Linked DNA regions of Homo sapiens: region 2 is linked to region 1. Evidence: chromatin contacts called from ENCODE Hi-C or POLR2A ChIA-PET data. All regions are on one chromosome and are shown on one strand. The core of a region is the stretch at or near the end of the contact, and the rest is flanking DNA. Distances in the headings are between cores, read along the strand shown. Region 1 overlaps IFITM3-AS1 (IFITM3 antisense RNA 1). Region 2 holds the start of SIGIRR (single Ig and TIR domain containing).

The links. A loop is a pair of places that touch in the nucleus more often than their neighbours do. ChIA-PET counts read pairs that join two places held with the same protein, here RNA polymerase II (POLR2A). Pooled maps may share reads with other maps.
Region 2: a pooled map shows a loop between it and region 1 (2.0-fold over the local background). The contact joins the promoter of SIGIRR here to the enhancer-like site in region 1. A Hi-C loop is called at or near these places in 3 of 168 maps with a recorded cell type or tissue (CD4-positive, alpha-beta memory T cell, breast epithelium and naive thymus-derived CD4-positive, alpha-beta T cell) and 10 of 50 pooled maps. POLR2A ChIA-PET finds 5 or more read pairs at or near these places in 10 of 52 experiments (CD4-positive, alpha-beta T cell, CD4-positive, alpha-beta memory T cell, Panc1 and 6 more).

What each region holds. Positions count from the first base shown.
Region 1 is chr11:325,805-329,025 of GRCh38, forward strand. It overlaps IFITM3-AS1 (IFITM3 antisense RNA 1), which reads left to right. Exons shown (of 5, transcript XR_007062540.1): 2 at 1-1,824. Among named protein-coding and RNA genes, the nearest start is that of IFITM3, 6.6 kb to the left of the region's middle. RefSeq lists enhancers at 693-832, 1,253-1,622, 1,683-1,732. Within about 2 kb of position 1,352, at least 33 of the 41 ENCODE cell types and tissues checked have a DNase peak (open chromatin) inside an H3K27ac peak, as active enhancers do; they include CD4-positive, alpha-beta T cell and breast epithelium, where a contact is called at or near this core.
Region 2 is chr11:413,435-416,360 of GRCh38, forward strand. SIGIRR (single Ig and TIR domain containing) reads right to left here and starts at 1,565. Exons shown (of 10, transcript NM_001135054.2): 1 at 1,389-1,565. RefSeq lists an enhancer at 2,038-2,657.

The DNA of each region.
Region 1 (3,221 bases), core at 102-2,601:
TCTTCCTTGAGCATGTCTCAGGTTTCCGGGAAGCTGATGTTTTTGGGAGTGCAGAAGGCTTGGGAAGTGTGGTTCCTGGTCTCTTACGTGGCCGTCTGTGGAGTAGCGTCCGGACGCTGGGGTACCGTGGGAAGGGTGGTTCCCGGTCTCTTACGTGGCCGTCTGTGGAGTAGCGTCCGGACGCTGGGGTACCGTGGGAAGGGTGGTTCCTGGTCTCTTACGTGGCCGTCTGTGGAGTAACGTCCGGATGCTGGGGTACTGTCTCTGGCAGGGCTGTTTTCTCAGGCACCTTCTCCCACCTGGACTCAAGGGTTCTGCTTTCTTAGAAGTTTCTGTTTCCTGCTGTTTGGAAATTCGTGAATTGTGTGAGGTCTGAGGAGGGGGGTAACACATTTCTGAACGTGAAGTTATACATTGAGGGTGGGTAGAAGCACTGTGGGCTAAGGAGGCTTCTCTGCAGGACCCCATCAGGACGGTGTCAGGGCGTGTGGAAACACTGTAGGCTAAGTAAGCAGGCTTCTCTGCAGGACCCCATCAGGACGGTGTCAGGGCGTGTGGAAAAACTGTAGGCTAAGTAAGGAGGCTTCTCTGCAGGACCCCATCAGGACGGTGTCAGGGCGGGTAGAAGCACTGTGGGCTAAGTAAGGAGTCTTCTCTGCAGGAGCCGCATCAGGACAGCGTCAGGTGACTCCAACCTCCTCTTGTAGGGGTGCCAGAGGCCCCTGTGCGCTTTACCAGGCCTGGGAGTCTCCTCTCCTCACCCCAGCTGCTGCAGGACCTCACTGTCTTGGTACAGGTCCCTGCCAGGCCCCAATGGGGCTTCCACACTCCAGGCCCCACAGGGAGCCCCTCAAGCCTTCGCCTCTCTCGTCACAGGCCTCCTCTGCTGAAATCTTCCCTTTTCTGGGGCTGCGGTCCTGCTCTATGTGGGTTCAGAGGCCTAAGCCTCCCCGTGTCTCCTGGTGCAGGTCAGAGACCCAGTGGCCACTGCTCCTGCCCCACAGCAGCCCTCCAGGCCCAGGACCGGGGACGACAGGGAGCACTGACTGAAGAGGAGGCTGTCTTTGGACACGGGGAGGATTCCAGGGCCTGTGGGGGCAGCTTCGGTGCTCAGGGCTCACACGTGTGACCCCCTCCTTCCGCTTTCCGGGGCCCCTTTGTTTTATAAAATGCCACAGAGGTCGAGGGGACATGAGGGTCAGGGGGGAGGGGGGTTCCTGGACTCGGGGCCACACCCAGTAGGGCTTGGGCAGGGCTCTAGGGCCCCACTGGCCAAAAGCTTCCTGAGATTACAGCAGTTTCCTCTTCCTGCCTCAGTGCCCCACGGACAGGGGGTGCGATCTGAGCAGAATGAGGTGACGTCACTGGGTCAGCGGCTCCTGTGGCATCTGGCCAAGGACAATGTGCTGAGAAGTTTCCCCTGAAAAAATCAGAAACAAAACTCACCTCAGGAGAGGCCCCTGCACCCTCCAAGAGGAAGTGGGAGTCACGTGAGGCTCGTCTTGATTGGGGTTCCTGGAGAGGAGGCCCCCTCTCCCCAGGTGGGGGCTCCTGTTTCCCCTGCTCTGCTCTGAGGTCCCCAGGGTCCAGTCCCCTCCCCACCCTATCCTGGAGCTTGTCAAGGCCACCAGAGACCTGCTCCCTGTGCCGTCTCAGACTGGACTCTGGGGTCTCCGGTGCCTCCTCTGATTCTGCACCTCGGTGCAGCCTCTGGCCTGGCTGCGCTCTGAGGAGCTCCCTGTGGCCACCGAGCCCTTGGAACGTGGCCAGTTCCATTCTCAAACTGCTGTGAGTGCAAAGCTCATGCTGGATTTTGAAGATTTGGTGAGAAAAAAAATTTCTTTGTAAAATGTCAGTATTTCATCAATAGTATATTTTGTTGATGATATGTTGAGAAACTATTTTGGATATGTTTGTTTAAGTAGATTGCTGGCCAGGCATGGTGGCTCACTCCTGTAATCCCAGCACTGGGAGGCCAAGGCAAGAGGATCGCTTGAGGCCGGGTGGTTGAGGCTGCCGTGAGCTGTAATGGTGCCACTGCCCTCCAGCATGGATGACAGAGACCCCACCTCTAAAAACAATTAATTAATTAAAATTAAATCAGTAAAAAATTTTTTTAATTAAAATTTTAAAAAATAGATTATTAAAACAAATATCACCCATTTACTTTTGCTTTTTTAGAAACATTGGTACTGGAAGATTTAGCATTGGGTGTGCAGGGCCCACCCTCTTCGCTCATGTCACTGGCCCCTTCCACTGGCGGCATTGCAGGGGGAGCCGCCGTGCATCCAGAAGTGAGGGTCCTGGCCTGGAGATCTGCTCCCGCAAGTCCCCCAGGACTCCGGCTTCCTCTCAGGGGTTCACTTCTTTCTTGAATTAGAGCTGGGTCTCCTGGCCACAAAGGAGCTGTATCTTTGAGGCTTGGAGCCTTCCCCAAATATGCCTCGTATGGCACGGGGCAGGCCTCTGGGCAGTGGGCAGCGGGGGCTCGCTGCTGCCAGTCCCTGACCCCCGCCTTGGTGTGAGTGCTTCAAGTGGCTTCCCCACTGCCGTTCAAACACGATAACTTCAGAAGGTGGCATTTGTACCTGACATCTTGGGAATCTTAAGACTTTTTCTAATGGTTTCCAAGGACAGGCTAATAATCAGAGAGATGAGAACAACCTGGTCATCATTAGGAAAACAAAATGTTCTCACTGCACAGGAAAATAAGGTTGATATTTCTGTGAACCTACTCAAATTAACACCCAATCAAAACCAATTTTTTTTTTTGAGATGGAATCTCACCCTTGTTACCCAGGCTGGAGTGCAATGGCGTGATCTCGGCTCACCGCAACCTCTGCCTCCCGGGTTCAAGCAATTCCCAGCCTCAGCCTCCCAAGTAGATGAGATTACAGGCATGAGCCACCACGCCCGGCTAATTTTGTACTTTTGGTAGAGACGGGATTTCTCCATGTTGGTCAGGCTGGTCTCGAACTCCCGACCTCAGGTGATCTGCCTGTCTCAGCCTCCCAAAGTGCTGGGATTACAGGTGTGTGCCACCATGCCTACCCACAAACTGATTTTTTAAAAATTTATCTAGATTGTAAAAAAATATATCTTCTTCTTTTTTTTTTTTTTTTTTTTCCTGAGACGGAGTCTCGCTCTGTCGTCCAGACTGGAGTGCAGTGGCGCAATCTCAGCTCACTGCAAGCTATGCCTCCCAGGTTCACACCATTCTC
Region 2 (2,926 bases), core at 315-2,814, 88 kb after region 1:
ACCCCTCACAGCAAGCCCGGGAGGTCACACCGCCAGCCCAGCAGAACCCCTGGCATCTCCTGCAGTGCTTCCGTGACCGCCCCAAGCTCAGACCTCAAAGTCCTCCCTCCAAAAGCAGCCTCAGAGCCTTCTGGAAGTCAAGGGCAGACTGCCAGGATACGAGCACAGCAAGAAAGCAGGTGCCCTCCCCTGCAAACCCTCCTCTGCACCCTCTCCGCTGCCTGCCTCTCCTTGCACCCTCTCCCCTGCACCCTCTCCCTGCAAACCCTCCCCTGCACCCTCTTCCCGCACCCTCTCCCCTGCTCCCTCTCCCCTACGCACCTTCCCCTGCACCCTCTCCTCTGCCTGCCTCCCCCTGCACGCTCTCCACTCCCCACCTTCCCCTGCCCACCTTCCCCTGCACCCTCTCCCCTGAACCCTCTCCTCTGCCTGCCTCCCCCTGCACCCTCTCCCCTCCCCACCTTCCCCTGCACCCTCTCTTCTGCCTGCCTCCTCCTGCACCTTCTCTCCTCCCTACCTTTCCCTGTACTCTCGTCTGCCTACCTTCCCCTGCACCCTCTCCCCTCCCCACCTTTCCCTGCACCCTCTCCCCTGCACACCTTCCCCTGCACTCTCTCCTCTGCCTACCTTCCCCTGCACCCTCTCCCTCCCCACCTTTCCCTGCACACCTTCCCCTGCACCCTCTCCTCTGCCTACCTTCCCCTGCACCCTCTCCCCTCCCCACCTTTCCCTGCACCCTCTCCCCTGCACACCTTCCCCTGCACCCTCTCCTCTGCCTACCTTCCCCTGCACCCTCTCCCCTCCCCACCTTTCCCTGCACACCTTCCCCTGCACCCTCTCCCCTGCACCCTCTCCTCTGCCTACCTTCCCCTGCACCCTCTCCCCTCCCCACCTTTCCCTGCACCCTCTCCCCTGCACACCTTTCCTTGTACCCCCTCCCCTCCCTAACTTCCCCTGCACCCTCTCCTCTGCCCCTCCTCCCCTGCACACATCACATACACACAGCCCTCTGGCCCATGTGCACCTGCACAGAGCTTCAGTCTCAGCCCGTGTGCACACTTGCACCTCCTACACAGCACACTTCCTACCACACACACCTCCCATTACCACTGCACACAGCTTAGGCTGCAGACCCCTCACACAACTGTTGAGTATATACAACACCCATTGCAACGCTTGTCACAGAGCCTAGGACCACAGGCACCCCACAGCACACACACTGCACCTGACACCCACCCTTGGCCGCTGATGCGACACAGCCTCCTGCTGCCCCTCGCTCTGTCTCACACACACATGCACACACATGCATATGGGTCTTGGGCGCCGTGGGCCTCCTCTCAGCCAGGCCCTGACACAGGCTCACTCAGAGCAGCGGGGAAGGCAGTCACCTGGTTCCAGTTCTTTCCTCCGGGGGGCAAATGTTGGTCATTGGTGCGCCTTTGGGAGCAAACTCTCCCCTTCGCTGGGCCCCAGGGAGTGTCCACAGCACCAAGGCTGCTATGGATGCATCGCCAAGCGCGGTGGGGACCTGGCTTGTGTCTTTGTGTATTTTGATCAGAACTTTCCCTGTAGCTTCCTGGCCTTGCAGTCACATCCTCTCCTAACCCTAAACCCCACCCAGGCACCCACCCCTTCCCTAGGCGGGCGGGAGGACGGGCAGTTGGTGGTTCTCACCCCGCCTGCCCCGGCTCTTCCTGTAGCTCTGAGTCAAGCGGCTCCTTCCTCTGGAGCCCGCCCCAACCCACCCAGGCACGGCACTTTCCTCTGTGCAGCGTGTGTGTGTGTGTGTGTGTGTGTGTGTGTGTGTGTGTGTGTGCAGTGTGTCTGCGTGTGTGCAATGTGTGTGCAGTATGTGCGTGTGCGTGCGTTTGTGTGTGTGCGTGTGTGTTGTGGGGTGGGGGGTGCTCAAAGGGGCAGGTTCCAGGGGTAATGCATGGGGGGTCCTCCAGCCAGGAGACCCCCGCCAGGGCCACCCTGCACACATACAAGGAGGACCGGGGACCGCGCGGCATGCCTTCCAGACGCTACTAGAGCTCACACTCAGGAGCCAAGGGGCCGGTTTGCTCCCCCATGTGTCTTTGACCTCTGACCCCGGGGAACAGGGCCTTCAGAAACTCCCGGTCAACAATGGGGCTCCAGCAGAACTCTTCCGCCCTCTCCCCGTCCCTCTCCCAGACATAGCTCCCCCGATGGGTGAGCAGTTACAAGGGACTATGGCATCTTGTGGACCTTCCCTTCAGGCTGGGGTGGGAGGGCAGCGCCCCCTTTTCCAAATAAGGAGCAAACACAGGTGGCCGAGGCTCCTGGCTCAGAGCAGATGAGGGGCAGATGGCATCTCCTGTTGTCACCAAACTGACACTCCCCAGGTTGACCTGGGACTGGGGACCCAGTGACCGGTGGCTGGTATTGCCCACAGAATCAGACAAGGGTCTCCTTTGGACCCTGGCCCTGCCCTCAGCCACATGGGGGCAGGGCTTCATTGTGGAGGGCTGCCATCCAGCCTCCCGGCCCTGGCTGAGCACCCTCTCAGCAGCAGGCTTTCTACAGGTACTTGTCTGACTGAGTCCCAGCCCTGCTAGGACCTTCCTTTGTCCCGGTACTCAGCCTTGGGTGATGGTGGGCCTTGGGCTCAGGGTCCCAAAGACAGCACCCCTTCCCCCACAGAGCCTGGTACCAGCCCCTCCTTGAAGTGGGTCCTTGGAAGCCCCTCAAGAAGGTTCTCCCCACACTGCAGGTCAGGAAGCAGGCACAGCAGGGCCCAGGGCACCCCCGCAGGAAGCAGGAGCAGGGCCTCCAGCACAGGCCCTGGGGTCAGCCGCCAACTGTGAAGCCCCGGCTCGGCGGCTGCTCTGTGCACCCGGTCTCAGCGTCACCATCTCTCAGGGCTGGCTTGGCACCCTCTCCTTCCCTCTCTCTGCTAACGTCC